2 separate regions of the Homo sapiens genome follow, and region 2 is linked to region 1. A link is a loop called in an ENCODE intact Hi-C map of the cell type or tissue named here. Cell type or tissue: CD4-positive, alpha-beta T cell. All regions are shown on one strand. Each heading gives the region's core, and the rest is flanking DNA. Links, peaks and the distances in the headings are about the cores only.

Evidence for each region. Peaks named below come from ENCODE experiments on the same cell type or tissue, not always from the same donor. Only the 100,000 strongest peaks of a DNase experiment are listed, where the experiment ranks them.
Region 2: it touches region 1 in a loop (3-fold over the local background); 12 of 110 quality-filtered maps call a loop at or near these places.

The regions. Positions count from the first base shown.
Region 1 is chr17:76,100,143-76,108,036 of GRCh38, forward strand. It overlaps EXOC7 (exocyst complex component 7), which reads right to left and starts at 3,645. Exons shown (of 19, transcript NM_001013839.4): 1 at 3,491-3,645; 2 at 3,219-3,284; 3 at 1,537-1,721; 4 at 1,129-1,234. The coding sequence starts at 3,550. In CD4-positive, alpha-beta T cell, for the core only: no CTCF peak of the experiment used is centred there; a DNase peak (open chromatin) is centred at 3,679; H3K4me3 peaks cover 1,799 bases; H3K27ac peaks cover 1,569 bases.
Region 2 is chr17:76,011,507-76,017,406 of GRCh38, forward strand. It overlaps EVPL (envoplakin), which reads right to left. Exons shown (of 22, transcript NM_001988.4): 15 at 3,944-4,122; 16 at 3,721-3,859; 17 at 3,410-3,603; 18 at 2,920-3,070; 19 at 500-583; 20 at 266-376; 21 at 70-162. Among named protein-coding and RNA genes, the nearest start is that of EVPL, 13 kb to the right of the region's middle. In CD4-positive, alpha-beta T cell, for the core only: CTCF peaks have their summits at 2,871 (motif pointing right) and 3,083; DNase peaks (open chromatin) are centred at 2,895 and 3,515.

The DNA of each region.
Region 1 (7,894 bases), core at 1,719-6,718:
TCCTAGAGTAGATTCACAGAAACAGAAAGTGGAATGGTGGTTACCAGAAGACAGAGGAAGGGAGAATGGGAAATTAGTGTTTGATGGGAGTGGAGTTTCACTTGGAGAAGATGAACATATTTGTGGAGATAATGGTGATGGCTACATAACATTGTGAATCTACTTAATGCCACTGTTAACTTAGAGTTAAAATAGCACATTTTGGCCAGGCACGGTGGCTCACACCTGTAATCCCAGCACCTTGGGAGCTGAGGCGGGCGGATCACCTGAGGTCAGAAGTTTGTGACCAAACTGGCTAACATGGTGAAATCCCGTTTCTACTAAAACTACAAAAAAAAAAAAAAATTAGCCGAGAGTGGTGGCGCACACCCTCCCAGCTACTCAGGAGGCTGAGGCAGGGGAATCACTTGAACCTCGGAGGCAGAGGTTGCAGTGAGCCGAGATCGTGCCATTGCACTCCAGCTTGGGAAACAAGAGCAAAACTCCATCTCAAAAAAAAAAAAAATTTATATTATGTATTTTTAACCAAAATAAAGGAACAACAAATGCATTTATAAAAATCAAACGTGGCTGGGTGCAATGGCTCACGCCTGTAATCCCAGGCCAAGGCGGGGGATCATCTGAGGTCAGGAGTTCGAGACCAGTCTGGCCAACATGGCGAAACCCCGTCTCTACTAAAAATACAAAAATTAGCCAGGTGCGGTGGCGAGTGCCTGTAATCCCAGCTACTTGGGAGGCTGAGGTGGGAGAATCACATGGACCTGGGAGGCAGAGGTTGCAGTGAGCTGAGCACTGTACTCCAGCTTGGGTGACAGAGCAAGACTCTGTCTCAGGAAAAAACAACAACAACAACAACAACAACAACAAATCAAATGTTAAGTTTATATTTTATATGTAATTTATAATTTAATTTTTATAATACATTAACAAGTTTTATAATAAAGAATTTTTAATAATAAAAAATGTGCAATTCTTGAAGCAGAGATCCTAATGCCTATAGGATGTACTGTGCTATATCCTTCTGTGTATTCTACTGCATACATCCTCAAGCTGGCTCCATGTCCCTCATGAGACCAGGGCAGAGACTGATATCCCCAAGCTTCTCACGTTATTCTGCGGACCCCTTACCACTTTGTTGAGTTCCGGGCTGTCTGGGCTGTTGTCCTGGAAATACTCCACTGCCTTCTGAATCTTGGCCATGCTTCCCAGGTACTCTTCCAGCCTACCTGTGGGGCTGGGAAAGAAAAGAGCCAGGTCAGGCTGGGGCATGGGGGATGAAGAAGGACTAAGGACACAGTATTTGGGAAAAAGAAAATTAATACAGGGGACTCCAGGCTCAAATATATTCTATCCCCCCACTGCCTTTTAAGGCCTAGGGCTTAAAAGGCGTCTCACTGTGTTGTCCAGACTGGTCTTGAACTCCTAGTCTCAAGCGATCCTCCCACCTCAGCCTCCCAAATTGTTGGGATTACAGACCAACCCTCCTGTTGGCCCAGGAGGCATTAGGAATTGACCCTCTGGGCCTCACTCACTCACCCCTCTCTGATGATCTTCTCAGTGTCACTGGCCACATGGTAGTAGCTGATGACATGGTCCAGGCAGGACAGCGTCTTCTCAACATTCTCCTGCAGCCGCTGCAGATTCTCCGTCTGCTTGTGCACAGGGATGATGGAGTTCTCCAGCTTCATAAGGCGGCTCTCAAAGGATGATAAGATAGACACCTGCGGGAGGGAAGCCTCTTGATCTTGGGACTCACAGTGGTCCCAGCACTGCTTCTACACACCCACCTTCGGCATTTCCTGCCTTTTCTCTGGTTTTCTAGACAATAAACTCCACAAGCGAAGGAACAGGGTGTACCTGTTCCCCACTGTATCTTCAGCACCTATCATGTGCCTGGCATATAGTAGGTGGTCTAAGACAAATTGGTTGAAATTTTATTTGAAGGCAAACCAAGCATCAAATTAATTCTTCTTAAAATAATCAGCCCAAGATGGCTTCCCTTCCACCCTTTGAAGCCAAATCTCAACTTCTGTTCTCTCTGAAGCATTCCTAAACCGGACTGGAAGTAGTTTCATACAGAGTAGCCTCAAATGCATTGCTGTATCTTCAAAACCCTCTCTAAGGATGAAACTCATTGAATAAGGACTAGAGGCTGGGCGTGATGGTTCATGCCTGTAATACCCAGAATTTGGGAGGCTGAGGCGGGAGGTTAGCTTGAGACTAGGAGTTCAAGACAAGCCTGGACAACACAGTGAGACCCTGTCTACACACACAGACACACACACACACACACACACACACACACACACACACAATTAGCAAGGCGTGGTGGTGTGTGCCTACAGTCCCAGCTGCTAGGAGGCCGAGGCAGGAGGACTGCCTGAGCCCAGGAGTTAGAGACTGCAGTGAGCTACAGTCATGCCACTGCACTCTAGCCTGCACAACACAGCCAGACTCTGCCTCTAAAAAAAAAAATTTAAAAATTAAAATTTTTAGAAAAGGACTAGGACTTTATTATTGTGTGACTAAATGCAAATACAAGTTTGTATTTACTCACTTTGTGCTTTTCCAGTCTCCCCTAGGAATAAAGAAGGAAACTCACTTATTGAGCACCTATTGTATACCAGGCACTGTGCAAGATGCAGTCGCATGCATTAGCGCATATGACCTTCACAGACACACTGGGAGGCTGGCACAGTCTCTGTTTTAGCAGATGAATTCGCTGACACCAGTTACCTATCAGGAGCCGCACATTTAAGCAGAAGGGCAAGGACTAGATCCCAGATCTGCCTGACTTTAGAGCTCTTTCTTTCCCTAAAGTCCTCTGGAGTGAAGGCTGAGTCTTCTCTGCCCTCAGGAATCTCAAAGTGCCAACCTCCTGGGCAGAGAGTCCACTGACAATGACATATGCCCAGTACCTAGCCCAACTGGTCAGACTCACTGAGTGTTTGCAGAAGGAGAGAAGGAAGAATGGCGAGCTTAGACAGAAAGCAGCAAGTCCAGGCCAGTGGGAAGTGCAGCCTCCTCAGTGAGGGTACGGAACATGGGGAGGGGGCTAGGCAGGAGAGATGCCAAACTGTTGCTAGATAAACCCACACACTGCCTCCGTCGCTGCCCATTCCAGAACTCCAGGCCGCAGGAACCGGAACCGCCAGGTCGCAAGGCTCTCCCCCAGGGTCCGGAGGCCTGCCCTCTCCCCCAGCTGCGGGGAGACTCACCATGTTCTTAGTGAGCTGGTCGCTCTTCTCCAGGCTGTCTCGGATGAAGGACAGAGTCTCCTCCTCCTGGGGGCAGGCAAGGGGAGGACATCACCAGAAACCAGAAGCTAAAGGAGACCACTGCGTCCCAACCCCACGGCCTAGCCCCCAACCCCATCTCCTCGCTGGGTGCGCTCCCTCCCACCCCTGCCTCCTCCATGAGTAGACAATCAGGCCCCGCTGTTGGCCCCTTTCCCTCACCTCCTCCCCAGCCTCCCCAGGCCCACGCCCACCTGCTTCAGCTTGTCCTCAATCTCCCGCCGTCGAGCGGATGCCTCCTGTGGGGGAATCATCGCTCTGAACCCCGCGGCTCCCACTCCCCAGTATCTTTCCTCCGCGGGCCCACCGGGCCCCCGTCCCCGTCACACCCACTTCCGCTCTTGGTCCCGCCCCGGGACGCCTGGGCGGAGCCATGTTGGGAATCGCAGGCTGAAGTGCGCCTGCGCGGAGCCCAAGAACGGACCGACGGCCATTTTGAGCGTGGCTGGGAAGAGAAGTGTATTCGGATGCTGCAAGGGACCTCGACGCGGGTTCCTTGCCTCAGCAGAGGTTTTCGATCGGCCTTATGTCCCGCGGCTGGCAGGACACTTAGAGCTCACTTGCTGTTTTCGTTGAAAGACCGACCCTTTTGATAAAGACTGCTGGGGAAGGCGACGAATTCCTTTCCCCAGGTCGCATTCTATGGGCAGGCACCAAGGCCAATTGCGTTTCCCACAAAGCCCCGCACGGAGCAGGTGACACAGTAGATGCCTAACGTGTGTCCATGTAATGAACCAGGGGCTTGTGTACTTGTTTCCGCCTTCCACCCTGCATTACGCAAAAACGTATCCTGTGGGCTGGCGGGGCTGCTCCGGAGCTCCAGGCCCAGACCCAGCGTCCAACTGCAGCTCCAGGGGACGGGGTGGGGGGCGCCCCTGGATCAACTTCCCTGCGGGGCTGGATGTTGTGGTTGCAGACCCAGCTCCTGCAAAACCTCGAGTTACTCCTTCCTCTAACCCGTCCCTGCCCACCCTGCCTCTGGCCCCCAGCCTTGAGAAAGGACAAGGCCGACCAGCTTGGTTCAGTCCTTCTGTGGCCTCAGTGTCCAGACACCCGGAAGATAGACAAGGAGGCATGTGCTGGTAGATGAGAAGGTTTGGGGCGGGCAGGGGGGACACCAAGCTTTTTTTTTCCTTTCTTTTCTTTTGAGAGAGAGTCTCACTCTGTCGCCCAGGCTGGAGTGCAAGTGGCACGATCTTGGCTCATTGCAGTCTCTGCCTCCCGGGTTCAAGTGATTCTCGTGCCTCAGCGTCCCGAGTAGCTGGGATTACAGGCGGCTGCCAACACGCCCGGCTAATTTTTTTGTATTATTAGTAGAGACAGGGTTTCGCCATGTTGCCCAGGCTAGTCTCGAACTCCTGACCTCAAGTGATCCACCCGCCTTGGCCTTCCAAAGTCCTGAGATTACAGGCGTGAGCCCCTGCTCCCGGCCTAAGGAGAGAAGGAGAGAAGGAAGAACCCAAGCTCTAGGGTTCCCAAGCGCTCACTCCACCCATAGTCACCCGAAGAGGAGGAGGAGGAGGAAGTGGGTGCACAGAGCCTGGAGAGGGATGGGCAGCCTTCCCTCAGGCAAGAGGACAATTTCAATCCTGTTGTAGGTGGGGGAGATAAAAGGCTGATTCCTGTGTCAGGAAATACCCAGGATGATTTCGCTGACATGGTCCTTGTGTAGTCCAAAGGGCTAAGTAGGAGAAAGTTTAAACTGTTAGATGTCACAGAATAGAGTAGCGGGGCTAGTTAGCCGCTGTAGAGAGGGTGTTTTGGGCTCAGGTGGACTACCTTTGAGGGCCTGGTCCAGCATTTAACCTGAGTCTCTCTCTCTCTCTCTTTTTTTTTTCTTGAGACGGAGTCTTGCTGTGTTGCCCAGGCTCGAGTGCAATGGCGTGATCTCGCCTCACTGCAACTTCTGCCTCCCGGGTTCAAGCGATTCTCCTGCCTCAGCCTCTCGAGTAGCTGGGATTACAGGCATGGGCCACCACCCTGGCTAATTTTGTATTTTTAGTAGAGATGGGGTTTCTCCATGTTGGTCAGGCTAGTCTTGAACTCCCAACCTCAGTTGATCCGCCCGCCTCGGCCTCCCAAAGTGCTGGGATTACAGGTGTGAGCCACCGTGCTTGGCCTGAGTCTCTAAACAGTTCCTGGCCCATAGTAGATGCTTAATAAAAATACTGATAATAAATATTTTGCTCCGGCCAGGTGTGGTGGCTCATGCCTGTAATCCCAGCACTTTGGGAGGCCGAGGCGGGTGGATCACGAGGTCAGGAGTTCGAGACCAGCCTGGCCAACATAGTGAAACCCCATCTCTACTAAAAATACAAAAATTAGCTGGGTGTGGTGGTGTGCACCTGTAGTCCCAGCTACTCGGGAGGCTGAGGCAGAATTGCTTGAACCCAGGAGGCAAAGGTTGCGGTGAGCCGAGATGGTGCCATTGCACTCCAGCCTGGGCAACAGAGCAAGACTCCATCTCAAGCAAAAAAAAAATTTTGTTTTTTTTTTGCTCCATAGGTCTTGGGAATCCTTTATGTGCGTGAGGAAGCTAATATTTTCAAATCTGTACAATGTCATTGCATTTTTGTCAATCAGCTGTGTGTGCTTTACTGCATTTCCTTCAGTGTCTGAGTCTAATGGGGTTAGATACCATTAGTACAATACCATGTACTGAGAGTCTTCTGTTTGCCTGTCTCTACTACAAACATTGCCCTTGCTAATGCTCCTCTAATCCTTATCATAAACCTGGGAGTCAGGCCCAGCTGTCGTCTCCCTTGTGCAGACGAGGAAGCTCCGGCTCAGAGAAGTCAGCTGTAGTAAGTCAACACAGCTGGCCAGCAAAGGGTGAGGCTCAGGCGGTCTCTTCTTTCTCCCCATGCTGGGCAGCTCAGGAGTGGTGTTTGTTATGCAAAGCTGCCAATCTGATTTTCAAAAAAATTCATTGTGAAAAGCATGTTGTATTCAAGACAACTATATTTACTAAGAGTAGACAGAATGAAAAAATGAATTTAAATTATTCTCAACCTATTATCAACCTTGGGTTGACAACAAATAGGTATTGATTCAGCTAAAACTATAATTTCCTAACTATACTCAACACGAGCTACTTTAGCGAAAGGAACAAGTGGTGCTTTAGCTGCAGTCTCAGAAATCTTAGGTCTCACATCCACAAACTTGTGCAGAACACCAAGGTGCCAGCCATAGTCGTGGCCCCCACTTCCCACTTGCAGAGATGATCTTTCCAGAGGGAGGAAAGGAGGTAAGAAGGAAGGAAGGTAGGAAAGGACAGAAGGAAGGAAGGGCCTCCCCACCCCACAAATGTGTTCTTCAGTTTCATAACTTCCTAATTTTAGACTTCATGCTCTGTCTGAGGAATCAGATGTATATAATTCCTCCAAATTAATGTTTCCTGGCCCTGTAACCATATTGCAAATGTATATGCTATGACATAACCAGAAAAGCAGGTCATAATAGTATATATCGAGATTACAACCATTTAACATATAACAGATGCATTGCAAAAAATGACTACAGGAAAACACCACAAAATACTAAAGGGTAAGTAGAACAGATGGAGGATTCTTTTTTTCTAGTTTCTAAAAATAGTTTAAATTACCTTTCTATTAAAATGCTTCTGAGTCAGGCGTGTTGGCTCACGCCTGTAATCCCAACACTTTGGGAGGCCAAGGCGGGTGGATCACGAGGTCAGAAGTTCAAGACCAGCCTGGCCAATATGGTGAAACCCTGTCTCTACTAAAAATACAAAAATTAGCCAGGCATGGTGGGTACCTGTAATCCCAGCTACTTGGGAGGCTGAGGCAGAGAATTGCTTGAACGAGGAAGGCAGAGGTTGCAGTGAGCTGAGATTATGCCACTGTACTCCAGCCTGGGTGACAGAGCAAGACTCTGTCTCAAAAAAAAAAAAAAAAAAAATCTGCTTCTGGCCGGGCACAGTGGCTCATGTTTGTAATCCCAGCACTTTGAGAAGCCTGGACAGGAGAATCGCTTGAACCCGGGAGGTGGAGGTTGCAGTGAGCCGAGATTGCGCCGCTGCACTCCAGCCTGGGTGACAGGGCGAGACTCCATCTAAATAAATTAATAATAAAATAAAATGCTGTCCAGGCATGGTGGCTCACACTTGTAATCCCAGCACTTTGGGAGGCCAAGGCGGGCAGCTCCATTCTTTGTATAGTATTTCACTGAATGGATATAATAGATTGGACCAGTTATCTATTAATGGACACTTAAGTTGTTTCCAGGTTTCTTGCTATTGCAAATTCTGCCCCCTTGGGGTAGAAAATATACATATATACGTGTCCTGTACGTGACCACCTTTGTATAGACATCTATATGCCGGACACATTCCAAGAGTTGAATTGCTAAATCAAAACGTATGTATCTTTATAATTTATTATTTTATTTTATTTATTTAAAAATTTTTTCTTTTTGAGACGGAGTCTCACTTTGTCACCCAGGCTGGAGTATAATGGCACGATCTCGGCTTACTGCAACCTCTGCCTCCCGGGTTCAAGTGATTCTCCTGCCTCAGCCTCCCGAGTAGCTGGGATTACAGGCACCCGTCACCACGCCCAGCTAACTTTTTGTATTTT
Region 2 (5,900 bases), core at 166-5,165, 90 kb before region 1:
TGGGAATGGAGTGGGCATTCCTGGTTATTCCTGGCTATTGTGGGAAAGCTGTAGGTGTTGTCTGTGTACCTTCTCCAGCATTTTTCTAGCAAACTCCAGCTGCTGGAGCAGCTGCTGCTGTGCTGCTGCAACCTCAGTATAGGCCTTTGCAAGGTTCTTCTCCTGGAGAAGGCAGAGGGAGAGGGGAAGGGCAGAGTCAGCTCCTGCCTTGGACCCTACAGAGCTGGTGTCAAGGTCCACTGAGCCCCGCAAGGTCCCATCTCACCTGGGCTTGGATGCTCTCTTGCAGGGGAGCCACTCGGGGTCTCTTGGGGGCTGACACTGCCAGGGTGGGCTCCAAAGAGCAGCGGTAGGTGTCTGCCTGGAGCTCATAGTCCTGAGCAGGGAGGAAAGGACAGCAGGCTGGCAACCAGTGGGGGAGGCTGGGTGTGGGGGATAGGGCTGGAAGAGGGACAAGGGTGATGCATGGAGAGGGGCAAGCTGAAGGCAAGCTGCTTACCTGGAGCGCTGCCTGCAGGGCCTGGGAGAGGTGGGATGCTGTGGCCCTGTCCCGCTCTCGGCTCTGGATCTCCTGCGTCAGCCTCTGCCAGGGAAGAACCCAGAGTCAGGAGGCCAGGAAATGCCAATCACCCTGACTCTCCTCTAGCCAGTGCCTCCAGGGCCACAGTCAGGCAGAGCTGCCTCCCAGGGACAAGAAAGGGCAGGGAGGGAGACCTGGGCCAAACTCCCTCCTTTCCCTGACATCATTCTCTCTGCTTTTCCTCCTTCCTCTCCGAGGCACCTTGGCAGAATCCCTTTCTTTCCTTTTTTTTTTTTTTGAGACCAAGTCTCACTCTGTCACCCAGGTTGGAGTGCGTGATCTCGGCTCACAGCAGCCTCCTGGGTTCAAGCGATTTTCATGCCTCAGCTTCCTGAGTAGCTGGAATGACAGGTGCCTGCCACCATGCCAGGCTAATTTTTATATTTTTAGTAGAGATGGGGTTTCGCCATGTTGGCAAGGCTGGTCTCGAACTCCTGACCTCAGGTGATCCGCCAGCCTCGGCCTCCCAAAGTGCTGGGATTACAGGCATGAGCCACCTTTCTTTGGCCTTGTGCCCCTCAGAGTTCCGTTCTAGCACAGTAGTATCTGCGAGCATCACCTGGGGCCTGTGGGAGGCAGGCAGGCATGCAGGGCCCACCTGCACATCAGATCCAGCAGGTCCGGGTGGCCCTGAGAATTCATATTTCTTTCTTTTCTTTTTTTTTTTTTTTTTTTTGAGACGGAGTCTTGCTCTGTCGCCCAGGCTGGAGTGCAGTGGCGCTATCCGGACTCACTGCAAGCTCCGCCTCCTGGATTCACACCATTCTCCTGCCTCAGCCTCTCGAGTAGCCGGGACTACAGGTGCCCAGCACCGTGCCCGGCTAATTTTTTGTATTTTTAGTAGAGATGGGGTTTCACCGTGTTAGCCAGGATGGTCTCGATCTCCTGACCTTGTGATCCGCCCGCCTTGGCCTCCCAAAGTGCTGGGATTACAGGCGTGAGCCACCGCGCCCGGCCTGAGAATTCATATTTCTGATAAGTCCCCAGGTGATGCTGCTACAGCTCATCCAGAACCATGGCTCCAATTGGAAAGTTCTCAATACGGGATGCCCACTTTTATTCACCTGGGAACTTAATATACTGATGCTCTGACCACAATAATCCAACTTATTTGGTCTGGGGAGGGGTCCTGGCCTGGGGATGTTTTAAAAGCTCTCTGGGAGATTCTAGTTTGCAGCCAGGGCTGAGAATCTCTGTCCCAGGCCCCCTTCCCAATGTCACCTCCCTACTCTCTCCCCAGATATTCTCATTTTCCGGCAGTCCCAGACCCATCTTTGCTCTCACGAGCTCCTAGGGGAACCCCCAGCCCCAGTTCCCTCCCATATGCCTACGTCCACCTCCCCGCTGCCCTCGGCTGTCCTGGCCACCTCATTTCAGCATGACCCAGCCGGCCCCATTCCTCTCCCCAAATATGCTCTGTTTCCTGTGTTCCCGCCTCAAGTGGAGGTGCCCCCTCTTCCCAGTTGTCCCCAACAGAACCCTGGGCATCACCGGGCCCCGTCCATCTCACTCACTGTCCCCTTCAAGCAGTCACCAAGTCCACCTAATTCTGCCATCTCCATCTCAGATCTGCCCACCTCGCCCTGTGCCATGGTCCCTTCCCCGGCCAGGCCACCACTCTCTCTCCGCTGGATTTCCACCCTGGCTCCTCGTGGGCCTCCGTGTCTTCATTCCCACCCTCTTAGTCATTCTCTACATGGCAGCCAGAGCCAGCTTCTAAACACTGGCCTGGAAGCATCCCCTCCCCAGCAGCTTCTGGGGGCTGCAGGAGAGAGTGCAGCCTGGGTCCTGTGCCGGAAGGGCCTGTGTGGTCTGCCCATCTGGTCGCCCTCGCCCCTGAGTCCCCCTCCTTTCCCCTGACTGCCATGCCTTCTGCATGGGACATTTCATCCCTCCCCCGGCTACACTTGCTTCCTCCCACACTACCGATCCTGACCCGCAAGTGTGTCCAGCCTGGGGGCACCCACAGCACTCCAGCTTCTCCCACCAATGCTTGTCGGCATCACAGACCTCCCCCACCAGGCTGGGAGCTGCCAGGGTGCAGGGTTGTACCCCAGTGAACACATTGCCTGGTACATGGCAGGGGCTTGATGAGCATGAGAAAGTGGCCGGAACCCTCAGGGCTCTGTGGCCTGAGCTTGTAAATCCCACTGCCCCAGTCGGGCCAGACAGAGATGGGCTGGCCCCGTCTGTGGGCAAAGAGGAGCATTTCAGCTGGAGGCCAGGGAAGGGGCCCAGGGCCTCCGTGGCCTGGGCTTTGAAGCCCCTTAGAGCGCTTCTGAGCTTTGGCCACTAGGGGGCCACATGGGCACAGGCAGCTGTCCCTGCCCCAGCCTCACCTTCTGCGCCTGCAGCTTGTAGGCGATCTGGCTGGGGCCGTCGCTGGGCCGCACCTGGCTGCGGGGCAGGTGCTCCAGCCAGGAGCTCAGGTTATCCTTGCAGTTCTTGAACTGCTGGTAGGTGAGGGCGGCATCCTGCACCACCTTCTCCCTGCAGGAGGACGAGGCCCAGAACAGAGATAAGACCTGCCCCGTGGGGACAGGGGCAGGTGCACAGGGAGGCTGATGGGAGCCTCCTCCTGGGGGCAGGTCAGGAGGCCCGAGTGGCCTGCTGTGCAGATCCCCACTCCCTGACCCTGGGAATTCAGAGATGGGACAGTCTCTACCAGGCACCACCCTGGGAGGTAAGTGCTGTTGTTATCCCATTTTAGAGATGAGGAAACAGCTTCAGAGACGTGAAGTCACTAGCCCAGGATCACACAGCTTGTAGACAGCAATGCCTGGCTCTGCACCAGCCCACACCCTGTGCCCCGAGGACCCAGTCGCTCACCGCAGGTCCAGCTGGTCCCCTACGGCGTGGTAGCGGTCGGTGAGGGCTCGCACCTGGCGCTGCTGGCGAGGCAGGTCTTGGCAGAACTCCTGGAAGTTGTTCTGCAGGGCAGCGCATGCGTGCTCCGAGGCCTTCAGCGCGCGGTGTAGCCGCAGCACGCAGGTCTGCTGTTCCAGCAGCTCCCTCCGCTGGCGCTGCAGGAGGAGGGGACGCAGCCGTGCACCCTCGTGGCTGGGGAGACGCCGTGTCCACCCACCCGCCCCTGAATGCTGGGTTCCCCTGACACCAGGAGGCCCCGGCTGGTCCCTTACCTGCAGCTCGCTGACCCTCTCCTGCAGAGCCCCCGGTTCAGCAGGGATGGGGGCCTCCTGCACCAGGGTGGCCTCGAAGCCTCGGATGACCCTGTCCGCATCCTGGATCTGCCGCTCCAGATCCAGGGCAGCCTTGGCTCTGCCGCAGAGGAGGCAAGGCTCAGACACTCCCTGGGCCACACGCTGCTGCCCTGCGTGGCTGCCCTGTCCCCAGAGCACTCACTTCTCCCCGTAGAGGCTGCACAGAACCTGCACGTCACTGAACTTGTTCTTCACGCTGTTGAGGGCTACGGGCAGCTGCAGGGCAGCGGGGCCCACGGGCCGCGTGGACAGAAACGCCTCGCACTCCTTCTGGGCTGTCTCCTTCTCCGTTCCCAGGCTCTGCAGGCGCTGGGCTGTGCCCTAAAGAGGGGCGGGGTCAGGGATCTCTGGGCAGGTGGGTTCCGCCCGACTCTTCTACCAGGATACCCTAACTCTGCGCCCATGGAGGCAGTAGAGTGTGGTGGGTACATGCTTGGGCTCAGGCCAGAGAACTGCGTTCAGTCCTGGCGCTACTCGTTCCTCTGTGGATGACCTGGGGCAGAGCAAACTGTCTGACCCTCAGTCTCCTCATCTACAAAATGACTGATAGGAGGGGCCGGGCGCAGTGGCTCACACCTGTAATCCTAGCACTTTGGGAGGCCAAGGCGGGTGGGTTGCTTGAGGTCAGGAGATCGAGACCAGCCTGGCCAACATGGCGAAACCCTGTCTCTACTAAAAATACAAAAATTAGCCGGCCGTAGCAGCGCGCACCTGCAATCCCAGCTACCCAGGAGGCTGAGGCAGGAGAATTGCTTGAACCCCAGGAGGTGGGGGTTGCAGCAAGCTGAGATCACACCGCTGCACTCCAGCCTGGCAGACAAGAGCAAGACTCCATCTCAAAAAAATAAAATAAATAAAAAAGAATGATTGATGGGAGGATGACACAAGAGCCTGTGTCCTGAGCTCAGCAGTGAGCGCCAGGCACAGTTACCTACAGTCATCTTCATGTCACTGTCCTGCTCACAAGACCATCAGGTCCCCTGGCCCTGTCGCTCCAGCCAAAGCCCTGGCTCTGCCCACTAGGGACTGTTGCCCTCATTCTTTCATCAGTTATTCACTCATCTGCCTGGTCCATCACCGAGCAGTGCTGACTCTGCACCAGGCACCACCCACCGCCCAGTCTAACTGGGCTTCTCCTGGACCCCAACACCGCTGATGTGGCAGATGCTATGACTTCAAAACCTAAGGACCCAGCTTCTTGGGAGGTGAAGACAGGGGGATTGTTTGAGACCAGGAGGTTGAGGCTACAGTGAGCCTTGATCATGCCACTGGCCCTCCAGCCTGGGCAACAAAGCAAGACCCCGTCTCAAAATAATAATAATATGGCCAAGTGCAGTAGCTCATGCCTGTAATCCTAGCACTTTGGGAGGCCAATGCGGGAGGATCGCTTGAGCTCAGGAGTTTGAGACCAGCCTGGGCAACATGGCAAAACCCCATCTCTACCAAAAAAATTAGCTGGGCTCAGTGTTGTACCTGTGGTCCCAACTACTCGGGAGGCTGAGGTGGGAGGATCACTCAAGCCTGGGAGGTGGAGGTTGCAGTGAGCTGAGATTATACCATTGCACACCACTGCACTCCAGCCTGGGTGACAAAGTGAGACCCCATCTCATAAAACAAAAAACAGACCAGGTGCGGTGGCTCACGCCTGTAATCCCAGCACTCTGGGAGGCCGAGATGGGTGGATCACTTAAGGTCAGGAGTTCGACATCAGCCTGGCCAACATGGTGAAACCCCATCTCTACTAAAAATACAAAAATTAGTTGGGCATGGTGGTGTGTGCCTGTAATCCCAGCTACTCCGGAGGTTGAGGCAGGAGAATTGCTTGAACCTGGGAGGCAGAAGTTGCAGTGAGCCAAGATCGTGCCACTGCACTCCAGCCTGGGTGATGCAGAGAGACTTTGTCTCAAGAAAAGAAAAGAAACTGGTTTGGAAGGATAACCCAGACTGCGGCCCGGTGTGGGTTTCACTCTGAGCACTTTTGGGAGTGTTGAGTCCACGTGCTGTTCTTGGGTAAGGAGTTTACACAATGCTGCAACCTCCCCAGGTAGGCTCCCCCTTGCAGCCAGGGGACATCTCTTCCTAAGATTCTCCAGGCTTCC